Regions from separate parts of the Homo sapiens genome. Here all the other regions are linked to region 2. Evidence: read pairs that join two places in POLR2A ChIA-PET (ENCODE). Cell type or tissue: CD4-positive, alpha-beta T cell. All regions are shown on one strand. Links, peaks and the distances in the headings refer to the core of each region. The heading gives the core; the rest is flanking DNA. Region 1 overlaps LOC107984486 (a long non-coding RNA gene). Region 2 overlaps BORCS5 (BLOC-1 related complex subunit 5). Region 3 overlaps DUSP16 (dual specificity phosphatase 16).

Region 1 (8,364 bases), core at 1,993-5,992, 130 kb before region 2:
CTATTGTTCAAGGTCTTAGACCCAAGGAGAGCCTTTCCTAAGAAGGAAGGAGTCAGTATGTAGTGTTTACTATGTGTGCTAGGCCCTCTACTTGGAGCTTTACTTGGTACTTCATGTAACCCTCACAATAACTCTGGAAGGTTGATGTTATCTTCATTTTGCAGATGAGGAGACTATGTTTCCCTCAAGCCACACAGCCAGTGTGTGGTGAAGCTGGAATTTGTTGCCGGCTGAATCTTCTGCCCCAGGTCAGCAAGTTCTCATTTTTTCTAACTTTTGTAGCTCATATCTGAATGATACGTTTTACCAGTAATCACAGAAGTGCTTTCTAATATAGTGGCATTTCCTATAATGTTATTTTTAACTAAGTTTGTGGTAATTTTTGTTGGTGGTAACTTATATTTGTACTTTTGTTTATCTTCTCAACAAAAGCTCCTTTTGGGAAAACTTGGGTTCGAGTCCTAACTTGCTACTAGCTATTTGTCTTTGAGCAAACTCTTTAACTTTTCTCAGCCTCAGTTTCCTCCACTGTAAAATACAAAATAATAATATCTAACTCTTGAGGGTTATGAGAGTTAAAAGCCCAGAATATTCCTTGTACAAAAGAGCTGCCTGTGGTGTATTTGATTTGACATGATGATAGTTTATTTTCAAATCCATTACATTTCCAGTTTCTTTATAGTAACTAGAAATATAGTAAACCACTATAGTGGTTTGAGATTTTTTTTTTTTTTTTTTCCCCAAGACGGAGCCTCGCTCTGTCACCCAGGCTGGAGTACAGTGGTGTGATCTTGGTCACTGTAACCTTGGCCTCCTGGGTTCAAGCAGTTATCCTGCCTCAGCCTCTCGAGTAGCTGGGATTACAGGCATCCACCACCACACCCAGTTAATTTTTGTATTTTTAGTAGAGATGGGGTTTCACCATGTTGGCCAGGCTGGTCTTGAACTCCTGACCTTGCGATCTGCCTGCTTCAGCCTCCCAAAGTGCTGGGATTACAGGCATGAGCCACTGTGCCCAGCCGAGATATTCTTAAAACTCAGTGACCTAAACTAGAGGTATAGATCTTTTGTGTCAAGACAATAGAAAATTGACTACATAAACTTTAAAAGTATTTTTAATTAAAATCGGTTTTCTGCTTTTTGGTCAGAATATCCCATCTTGCTGTTTAACCAACATTGAACAAGAGGTTCAGTTACTGGTTAAAGACTGTTCCTAAGGTAAATGTTTACATTTATAAACATGAATGTTGTGACTGAATGTTGTCACTGTTAGTCCAGAAAGCCACTGTGAATTTAAAAACTTAGTACACTGAGACATATGTTTACTCAGAAAATGAAAAAAACATTAAAAAATCTCTGGCCTTCAAAAACAGCAATTTTAAAAAACAGATTATTTATATCAGAAAAAAAGGAAGCCAAGCACAGTGGTTCATGCCTGTAATCTCAACACTTTGGGAGGCCGAGGCAGGAGGATTGCTTGAGTGCAGGAGTTCTAGACAAGCCTGGGCAACAAAGCAAGACTCTGTCTCTACAAAACAAACAAACAAACAAAAATTAGCTGGGCATGGTGGCACATGCCTGTAGTCCCAGCTACTCAGAGGGCAAGAGGACCACTTGAGTCCAGAAGGTTGAGGCTGCAGTGAGCCATGAAGGTGCCACTGTGTTCCAGCCTGGGTGACAGAGTGAGACCCTGTCGAAAAGAAAGGGAAAGGGGAAGGGGAAGGGAATTACTGTATTCATTCCAATTATTTTCTTCAGGGTCAGATAAAAAGAAGCAAAACTCACCTAAAGAAATGGTTCATACGGCCGGGTGCAGGGGCTCATGCCTGTAATCCCAGCCCTTTGGGAGGCTGAGCCGGGTAGATCGCCTGAGGTCAGCAGTTCGAGACCAGCCTGGCCAACATGGTGAAACCCTCTCTCTACTAAAAATACAAAAATTAGCCGGTGTGGTGGCACATGCCTGTAATCCCAGCTACTTGGGAGGCTGAGACAGGAGAATTACTTGAACCTGGGAAGCAGAGGTTGCAGTGAGCTGAGATCACACCGTTGCACTCCAGCCTGGGCAACAGAGTGAGACTCCAACTCAAAAAAAAAAAAAAAAAGAAAAAAAAGAAATTGTTCATAATTTTTTGGCTTTTACAGCATCTTTATTACCATTCTTTAATTTTTCAATTCCTGCACAGATTATTTATTTATTTATTTATTTCTTTGGAGATGGGGTCTCTCTCTGTCACTCGGGCTACAGTGCTATGGCACAATCTTAGCTCACTGCAATCTGGAACTCCTGGGCTCCAGCAATCCTCTTGCTTCAGCCTCCTCAGTAGCTGGGTCTATAGGTGCATGCCACCATGCCTAGCTAATTAAAAAAAAACAATTTTTTTTGGTAGAGACAAAGGTCTCACTATGTTGCCCAGCCTGGTCTTGAACTCCAGGCCTCAAGTGGTCCTTCCACCTCAGCCTCCTGAGTAGGTAGGCCTACACACATGTGCCATCACACCTGGCCTTTCTGCATAGACTTTCTAGTAAAGGTGCTGTAAGACCTTTACTTGCTAAACTGAATTAGATTTAATTTCATTCTGAAGTTTGTGAGAGTTGGACATAATCCTTAGGATAATTGTGGAGGCAGAATAAAAATTAGACAGGGGCCAGGCATGGTGGCTCACACCTGTAATCCCAGCACTTTAGGAGGCGGAGGTGGGCAGATCACTTGAGCCCAGGAGTACGGGACCAGCCTGGGCAACATGGTGAAACCCAGTCTCTACTAAAAATACAAAAAGTAGCCAGGTGTGGTGGCGCATTCCTGTACTTCTAGCTACTTGGGAGGCTGAAGCAGGAGGATTGCTTGAGCCTGGCAGGTGGACGTTGCAGTGAACCAAGATGGCGCCATTGCACTCTAGCCTGGGTGACAGAGTGAGACTCAAAAAAAAAAAAAAAAAAAAATAGGTATTTGCCACTTAAATTTAAATTTTTGGTGAGTTGTGAATCAACAATTGAGAAAAATTATAAGCAACTGCTAATCTTTTTAGCTTTTTATTTACTTTTTTCCCTACTACCACTATTTTTTTTAATTATAAAAGTAATTTTCAGCCTTTTAAAAGATAAATACACCTGAGGTTAGAAATGACAATTCTATTATTATTCATATTTTACTTCACTTTTATTAAAAGACTTGTCAAAATACCCTGACAAGAGCTGTAAGTGTGTGTTCCATCTAATACTGAAAATAAAGTTTCGGCTGTAAGTAGTAAAAATCTCTCCTGAGATTGCAACTAAGAAATTCTCATTTCTCATTTGTCTAATCCCTATTTGTTATGAATTGTTTTATTAAAACAAAACAAAACCTTAGACTGCTTGGCAAGTCATTAGGATTTTTGTAGGGTTTAAATATTCTACATCTGCCTCTAACAAGATTATCCGACTTTTCTCCTTCTCTGAACAAGCTTCTTGAAACAGTGGTTTATATTTCACAGTTTCCATTTTATTCCTTCTTACTCCTTCTTCGGCTCATTGCAATCTTGCCTTTGCAAGACTGCCTTCAGCAAAAACCACTCTCTCCCCAGTCAATTTATTGCTAAATCAAAGAAATACATTTTCATCTTTACCTTAGGGGACTTCCCTGAGGTATTAACCCACCAAAAACACACTCTTGCCCTGCTTGAAACTTTCTTGGCTCTCTTTCTGTAACAGCCATTTTCACTGCTTTCTTTTCTACTTCTCTAGTTTCTCCTTCTCAGTCTCCCTATGAGCTTTTTTTTTAGATGGAGTTTTCCTCTTTTTGCCCAGGCTGGAGTGCAATGGCGCAGTCTTGGCTCATTGCAGCCTCCGCCTCCTGGGTTCAAGTGATTCTCCTGCCTCAGCTTCCTCAGTAGCTGGGATTACAGGCATGCGCCACCACGCCCAGCTAATTTTTGTATTTTTAGTAGAGACAGGGTTTCACCATGTTGGCCAGGCTGTTCTCGAACTCCTGACCTCAGATGATCCACCCGCCTTGGCCTCCCAAAGTGCTGGGATTATAGGCGTGAGCCACCACACCCAGCCTATGAGCTTCTTTAAACCTCATAATTCCCTTGATTGCCAACATTTTTTTTTGCTTCACTTTCCCTGTGGTCACATCCGCCATTCATGTCTACAACTGAATATGGTGAATGAATCCAAAATCCTTGTCTCTTACCCAGACACTGCCTCTGACCTTCGGACATTGATAAATGCAATAACTCACTCCTCTTGAGGTTCCATAGGCCCCTTGAACTTGACATGCTTAAAATTCAATTTCTTACCTTTTCTCTTCCCAAAATAAGCAGCACCACCATCCACTCATTTGCTCAGAAACCTGGGAGTTACCCTTGACACTGCTTTTCCCCTTAATAGCTCATGTCTAATTGGTCGCAAGGTCCTTTTGATTCTAGCTTATCATCTTGTATCTGTCTTCTCTTTTCCATTTGGTTCTCTAACTCGTACAGTTGTTTCCTGTCTTGCTTTACGTCTGCCCCACCTAACCATTCTCTGTATGGAAAAGTGTGAATCTGATCTTTCTTGTTTAAAAATTTTTCAATGGCTCCTCCATTGCTTGCCTTGAAAAAAGTCCAAATCCTTTGATATTTTAGACAGGGTTTCACTGTGTTGCCCAGCCTGGAGTGCAGTGGCACAATCACAGCTCACTGCAGCCTTGACTTCCTGGGCTCAAGTGATCCTCCTGCCTCAGTCTCTGAGTAGCTGGGACTACAAGCATGTGCCTCCCCAACTGGCTAATTTTTTTTTGTTTTGTTTGTTTGTTTTTTGAGACAGAGTTTCACTTTTGTTGCCCAGGCTGGAGTGCAATGGTACGATCTCGGCTCACTGAACCTCTGCCTCCCGAGTTCAAGCAATTCTCCTGCCTCAGTCTCCCGAGTAGCTGGGATTACAGGCATGCGCCACCATGCCTGGTTAATTTTTTGTATTTTTTTAGTGGATACAGGGTTTCTCCCAGGCTGATCTCAAACCCCCAACCTCAGGTGATCTACCCTCCTCGGCCTCCCAAAGTGCTGGGATTACCTTACAGGTGTGAACCACCATGCCCAGCCACACCTGGCTAATTTTTTTAAAGTTTTTTTGTAGAGACGAGGCCTGGCTACGTTGCCCAGGCTGTTCTCGAACTCCTGAGCCCAAGTGATCTGCCTGCCTTAGCCTCCCAAAGTGCTGGGATTACAGGTGTGAGCCACTGTGTCCCACTGGCAAGTTAACTGTAAACTGAGAAGATTAATAGTTATGAGAATTAAATGAGGTAATATTCAATAAATGCTAGCTATTATTTATTATGATTAATATCCTCAGTCATGTCTTTGAAAATAGTACTATCATTTCCTTAAGATAAATTCTTTTTTTTTTTTTTTGAGACAGAGTCTAGCTCTAGCTCTGTCACCCAGGCTGTAGTGCAGGGGAGCCATCTTGGTTCACTGGGCTCACTGCAACCTCTGCCTCCCGGGTTCAAGCAATTCTCCTGCCTCAGCCTCCCGAGTAGCTGGGATTATAGGCATCTGCCACCACTCCCGGCTAATTTTTGTATTTTTAGTAGAGAGAGGGTTTCACCATGTTGGCCAGGCTGGTCTCGATCTCCTGACCTCGTGATCCACCTGCCTTGGCCTCCCAAAGTGCTGGGATTACAAGTGTGAGCCACCGCACCCGGCCAAGATAAATTCGTAAAGTAGAATTGTTGGGTATGCATTTTTAAAGACTTTCATAAGCATATTGCCAAACTGCCCTCCAGAAGAGTTATACCTGTTTATATTCTCACCAGTGCTAATGAGAAAGTCTGTTTCTCCATATTGTTAACTCAACTGTGGGATTACCGGTTTTTAAAATAACTGCCAAATTGATAAGTGAAAAATTGTCTAGTTTTTATAACTTATTGAGTCTGTTTAACAAATCTGCTGCAGAAAGATCAGATATAGACTGATAATATAGAGTGTTGGCCGGGCTGGTCTCGAACCCCTGACCTCAGGTGTCAGACTGGCCAAAATGGTGAAACCCCGTCTCTACTAAAAATACAAAAATTACCCAGGTGTGGTGGTGCGTGCCTGTAATCCCAGCTACTCAGGAGGCTGAGGCAGGAGAATCGCTTGAACCTGTGAGACGGAGGTTTCAGTGAGCTGAGATCGCGCCACTGCACTCCAGCCTGGGTGACAGAGCGAGACTGTCTCAAAAAAAAAAAAAAAAAAAAAGTGTTACTGCTATTTACTTTGTTTTGATTGTACATCTTAACATTCATGTTTTTCATCTCCTTCAGGACTGAGAACTTACACATTTTTGAACTCCTTTACTTCCCTCTTTCCTTCCAGTTCCTTAGGAATGAGCATGCACTTGTGTAATTGAGTTGAATAAAATTTAACACATATTTCCTATTAAACTTTAAAGCTCAATAGTCCAGTTTCTTTGTATACCTTTCCATGGGGAGCACAGAGTGCTGTGCTGAGTGTTGGTGACCTGTTTGGAATTCCTTTTTAGTCCCTAACTAGCTATACAACCTTGGGCAAGTCGTTTAACCTCTTTGGACCTTCATTTTCTTACATGTAATGTGAGATGGTACCAGGTAATTTCCTAGGTATCTTCTAGTTCTCACATCACGCAGGTTAACATTTTTCTTCCAAGAAGTTCCTTCCTACTTTGCTGTAAATATTGCCCTCCTCCAACATAGTGTCATCTCTGAGGCAGAACTTGCTTCTTTCTAGAACTGTAATTTGTTCAGTGTCATGAACCCTAAGATAACAGTAGCAGCTACTATCCCAGAAGTATAGCCAAGACTTTAATGTGAAGTAGGTCTTATTCACTTTTTTTGTGTGTGTGATAAAATCCTTTGAAAGTTTGTTGCAGCTGTGCATGGTGGTTCATGCCTGTAACCCCAGCACTTTGGGAGACTGAAGCAGGAGGATGGTTGAACCCAGGAGTTCAAAACCAGCCTGGGCAACAAAGCAAGACCCCATCTCTACAGAAAAAAAGTTTTATTTATTTATTTTTTATTTTTTTGAGACAGGGTCTCGCTCTGTCGCCCAGACTGGAGTGCAGTGGTGCGATCTCAGCTCACTGCAAGCTCCCGGGTTTACGCCATCCTCCTGCCTCAGCCTCCCGAGTAGCTGAGACTACAGGCGCCCGCCACCACACCCGGCTAATTTTTTGTATTTTTAGTAGAGACGGGGTTTCACCGTGTTAGCCAGGATGGTCTTGATCTCCTGACCTCATGATCCGCCCGCCTTGTCCTCCCAAAGCGCTGGGATTACAGGCATGAGCTACCGCACCCGGCCAAAAGTTTTAAAAATTAGCCAGGCATAGTGGTTTGCACCTGTAGTCCTAGTTACTTGGGAGGCTGAGGCAGGAGGATTACTTGAGCCCTGGAGGTTGAGACTGCAGTGAGCCATGATTATGTACTCAAGCCTCGGCAGTAGGAGACCTCATCTCATTAAAAAGGAAAAGAAAAGAAAATCTGTTGAAAGCTAGGGACCCACTCACAGAAAAACATGTATAAGCATATATACACAAAATTTTAGGGGGCTCTTAGACCCTCTGGAGCCCATCTATATACTCTCTAGGAATCCACAAATCCTAGGCTAAGAACATTTGACTTAGGAACATTCAAAGGATCCTTGGAGATTAACAAAATTGTCAAAAACTCTCTCTTCCTATTGGAAAAGGGAGCTGTTATATTACCTAAAAAATAGAGAATATTAAAACTGTTTTTGCTGCTGCAGCTGAAGCCATGCATATGCTCAGGCTTCAGAGGAAGTTTTCCTCTAATGTCTTTTGCTGTGGCAAAAAGAAGGTCTGGTTGGCTCCCAGAGACCAATGTTAACTCCCATCAGCAAATCCAGAAGCTGATCAAACATGGGCTGATCATCCGCAAGCCTGTGCCTGTCCATTCCCAGGCTCCTTGATGCCAGAAAACCTTGGACCATCGGAAGGGCAGGCACCTGGGCATAGGTAAGCAAGAAGGTACAGCCAATGCCCAAAGGCCAGGGAAGGTAACCTGGATAAGGAGAATGAGGATTCTGTGCCAGCTTCTTAGAAGATACTGTGAATCTAAGAAGACTGATTGCCACATGTATTACACTCTGTACCAGAAGGTGAAAGGGATTGTGTTCAAAAACAAGCGTATTCTCATGGAATTGTCCGCAAGCTGAAGGTAGACAAGTCCCGCAAGAAGCTCCTGGTGGACCAGGCTGAGGCCCACTGGCCTAAGACTAAGGAAGTGTGCAAACTTCATGACGAGTGCCTCCAGGCCAAGAAGGAGGAGATCATCAAGATGTTGTCCAAGGAGGAAGAGACCGAGAGATAAAGCTCCTCCTTTCTTGTCTATACATAGTGGCCTCAGTAATTACATAGACCATTCAAACAAAA
Region 2 (8,364 bases), core at 1,704-5,703:
ATCCTGGTGAGTCAAAAAGCTGCAGGCAGGGAGATGGAACTCTTATGAGATTCACATACTGTGAGAAAACAAAACAAAACAAAACAAAACAGAAGCTAGGTATGGTGGCTCATGCCTGTAATCCTGGCATTTGGGAGGCCATTGTGGGAGGACTGCTTGAGGCCAGGAGTTCAAGGTCAGTCTGGGAAACCTAGCGAGACCCTGTCTCTACAAAAAAAAAAAAAAAAAATTAAAGTCAGCTGGGCATAGTGTCACGCACCTGTAATCCTAGCTACTGGGGAGGCTGGGGCAGGAGGATCACTTGAGCCTAGGAGTTTGAGGCTGGAGTGAGCTATGATTGTGCCACTGCACTCTGGCCTAAGTGACAGAACAAGACACTCTCTGTAAAAAAATTAAATTAAAAAATAAAAGAGCAAGTACCAGGCCCTACTCCAGACCCACTGGCTCAGAATCTCTGAAGATGGAGCCTACCCATCAGTTTAAAAAAAAAAAAAAAAAAAAAAAAAGGTATTTCAAATTGAAAAAAAAAAAAAAAAAAAGCAATGCATGTTCAAGATAGAAATCTTGTAAAATACAGAAAAACAGAAGCAGGCTAAAACAAAATACCACTGATAATCTCATCTCTAAAGGGCAACCACAATTAAGTCACTGTCATGTTACCTTCTGTCTAATCATTTATTAAGAATATTTAACATAGGCAGGCACGATGACTCGCACCTGTAATCCCAGCACTTTGGGGAGGTGGGTAGGAGGATTGCTTGAGGCCAGGAGTTCAAGACCAGCCTGGGCAATATGGCAAGACACTGTCTCTACAAAAAAATTTAAAAATTAGCCAGGTAGGTGGCACACCTGTAGTCCTGGTTACTTGAGAGGCTGAAGTGGGAGGATCACTTGAGCCCAGGAGTTTGAGGCTACCGGAAGCTATGATTGTGGTATTGCACTCCAGCCTGGGCAACAGAAGGAGACCAGGGAGACCCTGTCTCTAAAACAAGATTGTTCGGCCGTGGGCTGCATGCAGTCCAGGACAGCTTTGAGTGTGGCCTAATATAAATTTGTAAGCTTTCTTAAAATATTATGAGTTTTTTTTGTTGTTGTTGTTTTTAAGCTCATTAGCTATCCTCAGCATTAATATGTTTATGTGTGGCCCAAGACAATTCTTCCAATGTGGCTGGGAAGCCAAAATATTGGACAACCCTGCTCTAAAATAAACAAACAGAATATTTAACACAGTTGAAATCATATTGAATATAAACTATTATAGCTTGATTTTTTTTTAACTTATTGTTAGATCTGTTCCTAATGTCACTTGGTTTTCATTGGCAGGAGGACTTAAACCAAGCAAAATTTACCATGGAACCTTGCATCAGGCCTTCTGAATCTCAAAGCTGGGCTGCAGATGCATTTTAGGAATCTAAGTTCGAAGATGACACAGATGTTCAAAATTTAGTGTACCCCTGGGCACACAATAGACTGTATTTCCCAGCCTCTTTGGAGTTAGCTGTGGCCATGTAATTGAGTTCTAGCCGAAGTCATAGGCAACACTCATAGGTTTGGCCCGTAAGAACCTCCTAACTGTGCTAGTCCACTCTTTTTTCCCTTTTGCCACTGGACACTATCAGCAAGGTGGTCTTTGGGGACGGCAGAGCCACAAGATAGAAGGAAACTGAGTCCCTGAACTCAATGGAGGAGAGTCACCTGCTAACCAGAAACACCCACCTTGAACAAGAGCAACAAATAAACTTCTGTTGCATTTGATCCATTACACATCTTTGAGTCTACTTACAGCTGTAGCCTAGCTTACTCTACCTAATGCAACCCTCATAACCTTTATTTTCTCTGATAGAATGAGAAAACTTATCAGTCCCTAGGATGAGATAATTGAAGAATATAAAGTTGTTCATTAAACAAGTATTTATTCAACATCTACTACATGCCAGGCATTGTTCTAGGCACTGCAGCAATGTTCAATTTGCTAAAATTCTTGTTTCTCTTCATTGGAAGTGATACAGGACAGGGAATATCTTTTCCCAGCCCTGGTTTCATTTCCATAACCCAGGAGCCCTCAATACTGGCTAGTTGGCTTAGAGACTACAGGTGCTCTGGGGTTCCTCACAAGAGAGGAGGCTGCATGGGACCTCTGACACTGCCCGCTCTGGTGGACTGGAAATGAGCAGGGGAGGGAGAAGAACAGGGGCTCTAGAACCTGGCACTGGGAAAGCTGGCAGAGCCAGCTGTCTGAGGGCATGTCTAGGGCAGGCAAACTGGGGGGAAATGGGGCTGCTGTTCACACATGCTCATATGTCATTGTCCAAAAGCGGAATGGAGTTAAATCTCAGAGCAGTCAAATAACCGGGCTCTGCTCATGCCTTGCCAAAAAACACAAGCCTACATTTCCAACAGGCAAGTAATAAACTAGATTCGGCCCTCTTCCAGGATTTCTGGCTTTTGGCAGGACAGTGCTGGTGCAAAGGAAGTGTGGGGCCAGGCCCAAGGAAGCCCTGTGCAGCATACCTTACAGTCCGCCGAACCAGAAGCAGCCCACTCCCCCACCTGGATTTCCTGCCACCCAGGGGACCAGTTGTATTTCTTACAGAAAAGAAAGGTTGCCCAAAGGACAAGAAGGGGGGAAACTATAATTACACTGTAAGGTTTCAACCTGGAATTGATGCCAGAGTAACTTGTGACATTCTATGGGAACATAAAATTTTCTTGAAATGTCTTGCCTCAGGATTTCAGCAAAAAGAAGCCGACATCTCAATGTTCTTGTCAAAATTTGCAGCTTTGCAATAGGTACTCCCAACTCATTTTATAATTTCAGGTCAAGAAAGAAGCAACTGAAGCCAAAATATATTTAAAAGCGGCCACAGGACTCTAACAATGTTGTCATTTAAAGGAGATTCGGTTCACAGTGTCAGGGCGATAGCAACAGTTTCACCTGGCCAACAGCTCACGCTAACCAGGCTTTTAACCAAAGGAGCTCAAAGTGAATGCTAATGCCAGTTCAGACAGTGATGCTCTGTGCAACACTCGGAACTACTCATTTAATCTGGATCAGTCTCTCTCCCTGGGAGGACACACAGTACAGGAAGTCAGGTCAAATACTTGGAAAATGACTCCAGCTGGGTCTTAAACATTACGGTACCGATGACAGAAAGAAATCCCTGCCCAGCCCTGTGTGCAGGCCCATGAATGGCAACTCTCGTGCATTCCTTCAAACACCAGTTGAGGACCTACCATGTAAAAAAAGGAATAACCAAAAATGAAATGAAGGACTCCAAAGAGGCAGAACATAAGTAGTATGGTGCAGTGGAAAAGATGACTCACCTTCTAATACCATCTTAGTCATTATCTAATGGAAAGATACCCAGCAAATCCCATATACACTCGAAGATCCTTGGTTTCTTTATTTGCACAATGAAAGGGCTAAATTAGAGAAACCTTAGGGCCTCTTCATAATCCTGTGTAATCATATGGCTTTCCAAGGATTGCAAGTTTTTCTTACCAGTTCATCTGAACCCCCTCCATGCTTCATACTGGTTTATGTCAATACACTATGCTTATCAACACATCTAAGAATTAAAACAGGAGTTACTAGAATCATATCATGAATGTACTCTCAAGGCCTTCAAGCAAGCACACAGGAACTGTAACAAAATAAAGCTTGTGGCTTTATCTTAGTTACAAAGGCGTTCTAATCTATGACACATTTACCCACTGACAGCAACTAGAATGAGGCAGAAATAAGACCCAGGGCAGTGACAAGAGAAGCTCCAAAAGTCTGTGCTGCAACTTGTTCTAATCTATGAACACATTTACCCACTGACAGCAACTAGAATGAGGCAGAAGTAAGACCCAGGGAAGTGACAAGAGAAGCTCCAAAAGTCTGTGCTGCATCTTCCTGGGGCTGCGTATTTGCCACCAGCCTCATCCCTCGCCCCCAGGGAAACCACACCTGGGGAGGAAGCACACTCCTTTCTGGTTGGCTTTTCAGTTACCCCACATTTCAATGATAGATGTAACCTAAAACTAAGTGTCTGTCAACTTGAATCCTTAACTAGAAATGAGGCAATATACAGGAAATCCCCCAAATCAGAGGCAGCCATGTATCCACAGCCTAGAAGCCAAGGACTAATGGTTTGCCACCATCCAGCTTCACATTTCTCAAGACCCATGTTCCCCAGGCACGAGTATGCTATCCACAAAGCAGAATAAACAGTTAAATTCACTACAGAAATTCCAAAAACTACATATTCATGGCATGAAAGAAATCCTGCAGGGTTTGAAGGAAACCACAGTGGGCTTAAAAAAAAAAAAATTTTTTTTTTGCCTTGCCTCTATTTAGTGCTTATACTTGGGTTGTTAAGAGCAGAACTTAAAATGGGGCAATATTTAGACAGCTGCTGGTATCAAGTAATTTCAAATGGGCCAATTCATGGCAATTAGGATAGGCCTTTCTCCTTAGTCATCATTTATATTTAAAGCAATAACAAAGAGCTAACACTACAGTGTCTACTACATGGCAGGCGTGGTCCCTAGAACTGTACCAAGAATAACTCATTGAACCCTCACGAAAACCTGAGGTGGATGTCATTCTGTTCTCACTGAACAGAAAAGGAAACTGAGGCTCAGAAGAATTAAGGGACTTGCCTGAGGTCACACAGGTAGTCAGAGATGGAGCCAGGATTGAACCTTGGCAGTGTGGCTCTGGAGTTTACGCTCAGAACCATTCTGCCAAATTGTCTGCAAATACAAAGAGCAAATACAAGTTGCCCTGCCTCAGCTGAGCCCTCAATGCCTAATGGCACTCATTACTGTACCCAGTCACCATGACCACTCAACAAATGACCTCCCTCTTCTCCACAGAGGATACAAGCTGCTGGGTGTGACCGATCTGTGCCAGGGACCCTCCTGTCATAAACTTGCCTGCGTCCTCCCTGTTCTCTCAGAACAGATGTCCCACAAGGCTCCAACTCTTGCCTCCTCAGGGATCTTGCTCTAAGAATCCCCCTTTCTCCTTCATCTTTGATCTTGTCTCATCTGCCTCTTCCCCCTCATCCTGTAAACATGTTCAAGTGCACCACCTGCATAACAAAAAATCCCCTTTGATCTTCATCCACTTTTAACTTAATTTTGGCCACTACCTCACTGTGTGACCTGGGCGAAGTGCTTACTTTCTGTAAAAGCCTTTAATTTCTGCATCTGAATAATGAGAGCACTGGACCAGAGGGTCTCTAAGGTCCTTCCAATTCCAACATTCTGTGGTTCTTAATGCAGAGATTTCTCTGAGCAAGCTCACTGAAACTCAGGCCAGTTTCTTCAGTGTCCCTGAAGCCCCAAAGTTAATTTTCTTCTAAGACTGTCAAGCTGTTCCCCTGCAGCAATGCCCCCCTCTTCCTCTCATTTCCCAAATCCTGGTTTTTTTTTTTTTTTCAAAGACCTAGCTTAAACCCCGTCTGCTCCAGGATATCCCAATCTTTAACTCTTACAGAACTTTAGTTATAAATAACAAATGAGCATTCCCCTTCAACAGTGCCTTTTTCATATTTCTGTTCTGTATATCTTCATTCCCTCAGCGAGGCTAAACTCTCAAAGAGCAAGGACCATGTTACATGTCTCTGGAACCCCCAAAGGACCTCCCCACTAGGTGGGTCTGCAATAGCTGCTCAACAGTGCTGGCTGAGGGGTCAGCCTATCGCCATTAAAGAAACTAGTAGTTAAGGTATGTCACTAGACTCCCTGATTGCAAAGTAAATTACCTCCGTTCTTCTCCCTCACATACACAAATCTATAAACATAAGCTTTTCATTCAAGAGCATCATCCAAATTTAACATAAGGAAAGCTGAGCTAACTCTCTGATTTTCCTTTATCTGAATCAGAAATAGTTATAGCCATGTTTCCCTTTGATCCAGACTTAAGTGATCACAGGTACTGTAATCTTAGGGACCTCTAGTTGATCCCGGTTATATACTTCCACTAACACATATTCTCCATGGTTATTAAGTTCCCTCACTTGTCAACACATAGCATTATGTTACTTCCTCATCTTTCCAACCAAATTTCCAGGAAACATCTGGAATAATATCAGAGAGTTGGTGTTTGATCAAAATGACATCCTCTGCTTTACTCATTTGGAAGTGACTAATTTCAACCCTTAGGTCTGAGGTGAACATAGACGGACGGATATGATTCAGGAGTTTGCTAACACTCACCAACAGAGATAAGACGGACACATTACGCCACCAATGAAAGCCCCAAAACTGCACTCACCTCCTCTGCCCGAGCACGCTGCTGAGGTATTGCTCAGTACTGTGAGTGCTGGTCTCTGTTTTGCAATAATCCTGGGTAATTACTGACTATTCAAAGTGAATCCCAAAGTTCTTCAAACAGAATTTTAAACTGTTTATTTTATTTTTTGAGACAGGGTCTTGCTCTGTAGCCCAGACTGGAGTGGAGATCTCGGCTCACCGCAACCTCTGCCTCCTGAGCTCAAACCATCTTCTCACCTCCCAAGTAGCTGGGACTACAGGCACGCACCACCATGCCTGTTTGTTTTTTTTCTTGGTCTTTTTTGTAGAGATGGGGTTTCACCATGTTGCCCAGGCTGGTCTTGAACTCCTGGGCTCAAACAATCCACCTGCCTTGGCCTCCGAAAGTGCTGGGATTACAGGCATGAGCCATGTCGCCCGCCAAAGTCAGTTTATTTTTAAATGAATGCTCCAAAACACTGGTTCTCCCCTGGTTACATACTAGAATCACCTAGAGCACCTTCATAAATACCAATACCCAACATCCCACCGCCCTAACCCTATCACCCTTCAAAGATTTTGATCTAATCGGTTCGGAGTGAGACCCAGACATCAGAATTTTCTTAACAGCACCTCAGCTATGCTGAATGAATTAAGGTATCATTGTTAAATATTTTAGGTATAACAGCATTATAACTACATCTTTCAAAACGACTCAGTCATTCATTCGTGGAATTACTGGTAAAATTCAAAATAAGGCCTCCATTTAATTGCTAGTATTGTACCAAGCTAATTTCCTGGTTTTGATCATTGTACGAAGGTTATGTAAAGTGTTAACTTTAGGGGAAGCTGCATGGGGCAGGGTATATAGGTACTCTCAAATTATTTCTGTGACTTTCCTCCAAGTCTAAAATTAATTCAAATTTAAAAGTTATTTTTTAAAAGAATCCTTCACTTTTAAAGATATATACTTAAATATTTATGAATGAAATAATGTCTGGGGATTTACTATAAAATATACAGTTGAGGGTGGCAGGGAGTGGGGATATGGATAAAACAGGAGTATTTGCAAGCTGATGATTGTAGTGGCTGGTAATGAGTACATTAAGGTTCACTGTGTTACTCCGCCTTCTTTTACCCTGTCTTCTTCAGTATATGTGTAAAATTTCCCATCATATATATTGGAGGAAAAAACTTCCGAGTAATTTTAACATGTAACCAGGGCTGACAAACACTGCTCTGAAGTCTTGAAAATGTGCTATAATGAGAAGCTCTGTCTGGTACTTCCAGCTACAAAACACTTTCCCCAGCTCTCTGATATAGAGCTAGTCAGTTAATCTCTCCGTACCACACTTTACTAAACTGCAAAACAACAGATATGGATTAGAGGTTTTTGTTGTTGTTTTTCGTTTTTTTTTTTTTTTTTTTTGAGATGAAATCTGGCTCTGTCGCCCTGGTTGGAGTGCAGTGACATGATCTGGGCTCACTGTAACCTCCACCTCCCAGGTTCAAGCGATTCTTGTGCCTCAGCCTCCCGAGGAGCTGGGACTACAGGCATGCACCATCACACCTGGCTAATTTTTGTATTTTTAGTAGAGATGGAGTTTCACCATGTTGGCCAGGCTGGTCTTGAACTTAAAGGACTTTTTAAAAAGAATAAGCATCAAAAAGCCAATTTATTATAATTCTAAGATCTCCTCTCTGAGAGTTAATGTCATAGTTAATTAACTTCTAGCACAACTGTAAAAAATGGTAGAGTCTGGCTAGGGGCAGTGGCTCACACCTGTAATCCCAGTGCTTTGGGAGGCAGAGGCGGGAGGATCGCTTGAGCTGAGGAGTTTGAAAACATCCTAGGCAACATAGCCAGGCGTGATGGCATACACCTGTAGTCCTAAGCTACTCAGGAAGCTGAGGTTGGAGAATCGCTTCTGCCCAGCAGTTAGAGGTTGCAACGAGCTATGAATGTTATCACTAAACTCCAGCCTCGGTGACAGCATAAGACTCTGTTTCTAAAAAAATTAAAAAGGTAAAGTCTTATGTCTACAATAGCATTTCCCAAAGAATGTTCTAAAATCACTACTTTATGGGACATTAATAAATGTTACCTAAGATAAGTGT
Region 3 (8,364 bases), core at 2,873-6,872, 100 kb before region 2:
TTTGATCTTACTTATTTTCCTGCTTATAGCATGGTATCACCTCAGAATCCTGGGCTTAAATATTTGTTTTTTTAATGCTGCTGTACACAAGTCCTATGGTGGATATGGCCTGGAGTAGTAGAGCTTGTACTTACCCTGGAGATACACAGTAGTATGTTTTGCTTTTTTTTTTTTTTTTTTTTTTTTTTAAGCCTACTCACAGTCATAAGGAAGTAGAAGGTGAAAAGTTCATTGGACAATGTATTTTCTTTTTTTTTTTTTTGCTTTTTTTTGTTTGTTTGTTTTGTTTGTTTTGAGACCAAGTCTCGCTCTGTCGCCCAGGCTAGAGTGCAGTGGCGCTATCTCGGCTCACTGCAACCTCCACCCGGGTTCAAGCGATTCTCCTGCCTCAGCCTCCCAAGTAGCTGGGATTACAGGTGGGCACCACCACGCCCGGCTAATTTTTGTATTTTTGGTAGAGACGGGGTTTTGCCATGTTGGCCAGGCTGGTCTCAAACTCCTGACCTCAGGTGATCCACCTGCCTCGGCCTCCTAAGGTGCTGGGATTACAGGCATGAGCCACTGCACTGGCCTGTTATTGTTTTAAATACATAGAGCAAACAAAACACCAGTCCAAATTCAGTGAATTTTTATTTCTGTTAAGAACAGCTATATTTTCATGCCAGGTATAAAGAAGTATTTCTAAACTGATTTATTTGTTGTCCATGGCTCTCATATGGACAATGATATCATGATGTTAATTAAAGGTAAGAAATAATGTGATTGTGGTTGAGGCTTAAGGGTACTGCTAAGATAAAATTATTTTTAGGTTTCAAGCACTTGATGTTTTTAATTTTTTGTGTCTTATAGATAGTATCTGACAGATAGCCAGTCTTTAGGGAGCTTATTTTAGTTATGGAGTTATATATTATTGCCATATGGTGCCATGACTTAAAATGTTCTCATGCTGACAATACTATAGGAGGAATAAAGTAAACAAGCAAAATCCAGTAAACCAAATAGGAATGGGTAAGCAATATGTAGGGTGACTCAGAATGCATGAGATGTTGGTAGTGCTTACACTAGAACACAGCATGTCTATCTAGTGTTGTCTTTGTGCTTGACCATCTGTGACATCTATATTGCTTTCTGGCCTATTGCCAGGTCTTGATTGACCATTACCAGTCCCTTCTTACAAAATACTAAAAACACCTGGGTGTGTAAATAGCGGAGGTAATGGAAGGACTGAGGCAGCTTCAAAGAACTACATTGTGGAAAGTTGCCATAATGGTCAGAGCCACCCTTGTTCATTCATTCTTAACTTTGGTTATACAGTAACTCAAGGATTGAAATATATTTGGTAGCACTGACAGTTTCATTGCAAAATATTATCTAGGCCCTTTGGGGCTACTTATCACCATCCATCCCTCTGAGCATAGGCTGGACATTTAATTGTGAAAAAACACAACCACGAAACACAGGTAAAGTAAAAAAGATAAAACTAAACCATGGGTGATCATTAGTAGACCAGAATTCATTAACATAATCATTATCCAGAGGGTGCAGAATTTCCCCCCCAAATGATAGCATTTCATAAATTTATAATATTGTATAAATAACTCTCAGATGTTTTCATTATCCATTTATTTTGCATGGGAAATATAACTTATTTTTATAGTGTAATTTCATTTGGGTTTCTAAAAGTACATGATGTTACTGTTATTACATCAATATCATTTATAACAAGTTCTTTTCCATTCAGATATTCAGAATCCACATATTAAATATTAGATTGGTACATTATGGCTCTAGAACTGTGATTTGGTTACCATTTCTCTTACCGGCTTTGAATTTGGTGGGGAAAGATTTGCCAGGAAATGAGACTGAAGCTGTCATATAGTTTTGGCTAGATTGTAGTTTATAGGATATCGTTAGACTTTATTTATCCATGTACTCTCTTATCTGTTATTAGGGTAACTTAAGATTTGACCAGGATTTGTTTTTGAATTTTTTGGAGCGATGGAAACGTTCTGCATCTTGATTGTGGTGATGGTTACATTACAGTGTACATTTGGTCAAAACTCATAGAACTGTACACCAAAAAGCATTAATTTTACTTTATGTAAGTTAAAAAATAATGCTTTAAAAATAAATGTAGTGGCCAGGCGTGTTGGCTCATGCCTGTAATCCCAGCACTTTGGGAGGCTGAGGCGGGCGGATCACCTGAGGTCAGGAGTTTGAGACTAGCCTGGTAAACATGGTGAAACCTTGTCTTTACGGAAAAAAAAAAAAAAAAAAGTACACAAATTAGCTGGGCTTGGTGGTGCACACCTGTAGCCCCAGCTACTCAGGAGGCTGAGGCATCAAGCTGAGAATCGCTTGAACCTGGGAGGCAGAGGTTTTCAGTGAGCTGAGATCATGCCACTGCACTCCAGCCTGGGTGACAGAGCGAGAATCCATCTCAAAGTAAACATAAATTTAGTAAGATTACTGGATGTGAGGTTATTATACAAAACCTATATTTCTATATAACAGTAATCAGAAAATGAAATGTTTAGATGCTGTTTATAATAGCATCAAAAAATATCAAATGCTGGTAATAAATCTAAGAAAGATACCTGAAACTTTTACAGAAGTTTATATAAGTTGATTCTAAAATTCATATGGCAGTGCAAATGGCAAGAATAGTCAAGGTAATATTAAGGAAGAACAAAGTTGTAGGATTCACACTATTGAATATACAGTGTGGAATAAATGAATGGATAATGGAACAGAATAGAGCCCTGAATCAGACCCATATATGTAGATACTAATTTATGATTAAAATGGCACTTTACAGCAATGTGGAAAGAAAGATCTTTCGATAAATGATCCTACGTCAATTGCCTATCTGTATGAAAAGAAAAAGAAAACTAATTTTGGTCCTTGCTTGCCATCACTTACAAAAATAAATTATAGGCTAATTGTAGATCTCAATGCGAAAGGTTAAAAAAAACTAAAGCTTCTAGCAGTGTTCAGCCATATTCGTCATCAAAAAATGCTGAATGAAACCACAGTGAATTACCACTACACACTGATCAGAGTAGCTAAAATTGAGAAACAAACAAAAACTTGAAAATACCAGTATCAGCATGGGTGTAGAGCAACTAGAACCCTCATGTATGGATTCTGGAATTGTAAATTGGAATAACTGTGGAAAACTGGTTGTATCTATTATACTAAAGTGTTACATACTTATGCGTTTAACCTAGCAAACCCACTCCTAGGTGTATACCCAACAGAAATGTGTACTTATGCTCACCAAAAGACATGTACAAGAATGTTCATAGCAGCACAATTCATAATAACTCCAAGCTGGAAACAACCCACATGTCCATCAGTGGAAGAATAGATAAATACATTGTTGTATATTCAATGAGATACTAGGTAGAAGTGAACATGAAAAAACTCTTGCTACTTACAACAACATAGATATGAACATAATTTTGTACAAAACAGTTCAGACACAAAAGAGCTCAAAAACAGGCAAAACTCAGCCATGGTATAAGAAGTCAGGTTCGTGGTTACCTTTGGGGAGAGAGATTAGTAGTAGGAAGACATATGAAGCCAACTTCTGGAGTACAGGTGGGTTTCTATTTCTTGATCAGGATGGTGATTACATGAGTGTGTTAACCTTATAAAAATTCTTTGAGCTGTACATTCATGATTTGTGTATGCTTATTGGCATATATGTTATACTTGAGTTTTTACGAAATTTATTTTTAAATGCTTTGAGTTAACCACAGGAGTAAGTGGCATACAAGATTGTATTAGTTTCCTTTTTCATTAGTAAAGCTTGTATTATCAATGCTGTAAGGGAGAAAATTATTTGTATTACAAATACAAATAACTGGCCTCATAAATAAATAGAACAGGCTTAGCTTCTTTCTTAACCAAATCCAAACATTCCTAGGCTTCTTGAGTTTTTTATTGGTTTTGTTTCTAGGGATAAACCAATTCTTTTTTTCTCTTCACAAAAGAATATATTTCTGGAAGTCATTCTATATCAGATAGACATCTTTCTTTTTACATGTCCATATGGTATACTACATTGATATAATAATATATTTAGCCAATTTATCACTCATTAACTTTGAAGTTGTTTCTTTTTACAGTTATAAACATGTTACAGGGAAAAGTATTTCACATAATATACTTGGGCAGGTATTTATATAAGACAAATTATTGGAAGTAGAATTTCTAGATCTCAGATTATGTGTATTCTATTTACTTTTTTATCTTTTTGTTTGAAAATAATTTTAAATTTACAGAAAAAAATAAAAGAACAGCATCTACTATTACCAGTTTGCCCCCTTTGCTTTATTACTTGCTCTCTCTTCATATTTATATATGATACATTTTTCTGAACCATAAGTTGTACACATGGCCCACTATCCTCAAGCACATCAGCAGGTCTCCGAAGAACAAGGACAGTTTCCTACCCACAGTACAGTTGTCAACCCCAGTAAACCTGACATTGATTTAATACTTCTAACTAGCCCACACGTGTATTTCAGTCCTGTAAGTTGACACAACGACATTCTTCATAGCATTGTACTGTCTAGTACAGTCTTAGTTTGCTTGGGTTGCTATAACAACCTTAGACTGGGTAGCTTATAAATAACAAATTGACTTCTTATAGTTCTGAAGGCTAAAAGTCTGAGATCAGAGTGCCAGCATGATCTGGTTCTGGTGAGGGCCCTCTTCTGGGTTGCAGAGTACCAATTTCTCATCGTATACCCAAGAAAGAGAGCTCTCTGGGGGTCCTTTTTATATAGCATGAATCCCATTCATGAGGGCTCCACCTCATGACCTAATTACCCTCTAAAGGCCCCAGTTTCAGATACTATCACAATGGACTTAGGGTTTTAATTTAAGAATTTAGTGGGGACACAAATATTTGGTCTTGCATACAGGGTCCAATTGAGGATCGTGTTCTACATTTACTTGTGTCTTTAGTTTCTTTACATCTGGAGTCATGCCTTGGCCTGCCTGCCCTTTTTAAAAATGACAGTTTATTGAGATACAATTAATATACCACCAAATTTACCATTTAAAAAAAGTTGAGATATAATTTCAGTCGTAAAATTCGTCTTTGAAGGTGTGCAATGCAGTGGTTTTTGGTATATTCACAGTTGTGTAGTAATCACTACTATCTAATTCTAGGACATTTTCATCACCCCCAAAACAAACTCTGCACATTAGGTCATACACCATTTCCCACTCCTCCCAGCCCCTGGCAACTGCTGATTTACTTCCTGTCCCTATGCATTTGCCCTTTCTGGGTATTTCTTTTTTTTTTTTTTTTTTTTTCTCTTTTCTTTTTTTGAGATGAAGTTTCGCTCTTGTTGCCCAGGCTGGAGTGCAATGGCGTGATCTCGGCTCACCACAACCTCCACCTCCCAGGTTCAAGGGATTCTCCTGCCTCAGCCTCCTGAGTAGCTGGGATTACAGGCATGTGCCACCACGCCCGGGTAATTTTGTATTTGTAGTAGAGACGGGATTTCTCCATGGTCAGGCTAGTACCTAACTCCCAACCTGAGGTGATCCGCCCACCTCGGCCTCTGAAAGTGCTGGGATTACAGGTGTGAGCCACGGCACCCAGCCTTTCTGGGTATTTCATATAAATGGATTCATATAATATGTGGTCTTTGGTATCTAGTTTCTTTCCCTTAGCATAACGTTTTTGGGGTTCTCCCATATTGTAGCTGGTATCAGTATTAATTCCTTTTCATGGCTAAATAATATTCCATAGTAGGGATATACTGCATTTTGTTTATCTATTCATCAGTTGATTAATTTTTTTGGCTGTTTATAAATCTGCTGTGAACATTTTTATACAAGTTTTTGTGGGTCCATTTCCTTTCTTAAATTATTTTAGATTTGGGGTATATGTGCAGGTTTGTTACATGTGCATACATTTTCAGTGCTCTTGTATTTACATTTTAATCTGGATGTTATATCTCACTTTACAGAATTTTTTTCACAGTTATTTCTCTCTAGGGTTTGTGGTGGAACACATGTAGACAGAGAAATAGTTGTTAGGAAGACATAGACCTGGTAGTTTGTCACTCTGAAGTGGGCTGTCAGCTGAAAAGCTTGAAGACCATGGGTCTAGACAGACAGCTCATTCCAACTACAACTATCATAGATTGACCAACTCCTGAGAATTTATGCCATTTACCTACCTTACTGGGCCTTCCAATAAGATAGACTAATTTTAATAAGAGTTTCTTATTTTCCCTCCTTAACGCTTTGTGGGAGATACTGTTGGGTGGAAATAATGTCAGTGTAACCTTGTCAAGGCCTGTACCTCTTTTATTCTTCATGTTTGTATTTGTGTGGGGCAGGGGACTGTGTGTACCTGGGGTTGAAGGGAAGATGAATTGTCTTCCCCTCTGCCTTTCCCTCTAAAATCAGTGCCACAGTGAGAATCAGCAAGTGGCCAGGTGCGGTGGCTCACGCCCATAATCCCAGGACTTTGGGAGACTGAGGTGAGTCAATTGCTTGAGTCCAGGAGTTTGAGACCAGTCTGGGCAACATGGTGAAACTCCAGCTCTACTAAAAATAGAGAAATTAGCCAGGCGTGATGGTGTGCACATGTAGTCCCAGTTACTCGGGAGGCTGAGCTGGGGGGATCACCTGAGCCTGGGAGGTTGAGGCTGCAGTGAGCCATGATCAGCACCACTGCACTCCAGCCTGGGCAATCAGAGTGAGACTCCTGGCTCAAAAAAAAAAAAAAAAAAAAAAAAGAAAAGAAAAGAAAAGAAAAAAAAGCAACTGTCTGCCTCCTGAAGAAAGATGAATCTGTGCTAAGTGGCCTCCTGGCAGGAAGCAACCAGCCTTTAGGGACCAGCTGACAGGAAGTTGCCTCCAGAATTAGTAGAAGTTTGCTGGCTGGTGGTGTCGCCGCTCCCTCCAAACCTCTTGACCAGGGGTTATTTGTGAATACAAAGAGATTGTGTAGCACCCTAAGGAGTTGGGGTAGGAGAGCGTCCAGAATAAATACATAGGTGGGATTGACCACCTCCTCACCTCCTCCTGTTGACTTCTAGATGTCACCACTTGAAATTTTTCTCTCCCACTCTTGCTATGTGATCTCACGGAGCCTTATAGATATCTTATGAAATTGCTTTAAAATTGTATCCTCCAAAGATTCCTTGAGCAAAAAGCCTTGCACAGTATAGATGTTCAAAAACTGTTGTGTAAGTGAAGGAAGCACAAGTTAGACCCACTGTACAAGGGAAATAGCTGAATGAGCATTTTCTAACCTAGTGTTCCTTGTATTGGATGTTAATATGTTACGAAAACTCCTGACTCTGGTTAAATACCATCTTTAAAAATTTTTTTAATTTATATTTTTATATATTTTAAGACAGGGTCTCACTCTGTGGCCCAGGCTGGAGTGCAGTGGCAATCATAGCTCACTGCAACCTCTATCTCCCGGGCTCAAGCTCCCCAGTAGCCTTGCAGCAACCTCCATCTCCCAGGCTTAGCCTCACTAGTAGCTGGGACTACGGGCCCCTGTCAGCACACCTGGCTGATGTTTTTTTTTAGTTTTTTTTTTTTTTAAAGTAGAGTCGGGGTCTCAGTATGTTGCCTAGGCTAGTCTCAAACTCCTGGTCTCATTTTCTTTTTTCTTTTTATGAGACAGAGTCTCAGTCTGTCGCCCAGGCCAGGGTGCAGTGGTGCGATCTTGGCTCACTGCAACCTCCACATCCCAAGTTCAAGTGATTCTCCTGCTTCAGCCTCCCCAGCCTCCCGAGTAGCTGGGACTATGCTACCACGCCCGGCTAATTTTTTCGTATTTTTTAGTAGAGACGGGGTTTCACCATGTTGGTCAGGCTGGTCTTGAACTCCTGACCTCAAATGGTCCACCTGCCTCGGCCTCCCAAAGTGCTGGGATTGCAGGTGTGAACCACTGTGCCCAGCCTTTTTTTTTTTTTTTTTAAATAACTGCTGGCCCAACCTTGAGAAGGGTGGTGACGTCCTTTATTTAATGTAATATAGATTGGCTGGAGGCCCGAATCTTGGTTTCCATCATCATCCTAAGTGAAGTTTTACAGGATTGGATTAGAGAGGAATTCTAAAGGGCTGTATGCCCTTGTGATGGTGATTAGCCGTTAGTAATGGGAAATTCCTGGGTGGAGATATTTATTTAACGTGCATTCATAAGCCGGTGAACACTGAACTCTATCTCTCCCAAGCTTTAACAATCTTTCCTTGACACATCTACACCTAAACATTTGTAGATTTTTAAGAAGAAAGATTGGAAACTAGATTGCTTCACCCATAAACCCTGTCTTATTAAACCCTAATTGGGCTCTGTGCCCCAGCATATCCTTG

What was found. Peaks named below come from ENCODE experiments on the same cell type or tissue, not always from the same donor. Only the 100,000 strongest peaks of a DNase experiment are listed, where the experiment ranks them.
Region 1: POLR2A ChIA-PET joins it to region 2 with 6 read pairs; 11 of 35 experiments call an interaction of 5 or more read pairs at or near these places.
Region 3: POLR2A ChIA-PET joins it to region 2 with 5 read pairs; 9 of 35 experiments call an interaction of 5 or more read pairs at or near these places.

The regions. Positions count from the first base shown.
Region 1 is chr12:12,568,139-12,576,502 of GRCh38, reverse strand. LOC107984486 (a long non-coding RNA gene) reads left to right here. Exons shown (of 3, transcript XR_001749010.1): 2 at 165-248; 3 at 1,149-1,368. It also overlaps the pseudogene RPL19P17. Among named protein-coding and RNA genes, the nearest start is that of DUSP16, 9.5 kb to the right of the region's middle. In CD4-positive, alpha-beta T cell, for the core only: no CTCF peak of the experiment used is centred there; no DNase peak of the experiment used is centred there.
Region 2 is chr12:12,437,672-12,446,035 of GRCh38, reverse strand. The region is part of intron 3 of BORCS5 (BLOC-1 related complex subunit 5); the gene reads right to left. Among named protein-coding and RNA genes, the nearest start is that of BORCS5, 85 kb to the right of the region's middle. RefSeq lists enhancers at 6,087-6,381, 5,661-6,860. In CD4-positive, alpha-beta T cell, for the core only: no CTCF peak of the experiment used is centred there; DNase peaks (open chromatin) are centred at 3,315 and 4,065; H3K27ac peaks cover 4,000 bases.
Region 3 is chr12:12,539,356-12,547,719 of GRCh38, reverse strand. All of the region lies in intron 1 of DUSP16 (dual specificity phosphatase 16), which reads left to right. Among named protein-coding and RNA genes, the nearest start is that of DUSP16, 19 kb to the left of the region's middle. RefSeq lists a silencer at 6,690-6,739. In CD4-positive, alpha-beta T cell, for the core only: no CTCF peak of the experiment used is centred there; no DNase peak of the experiment used is centred there.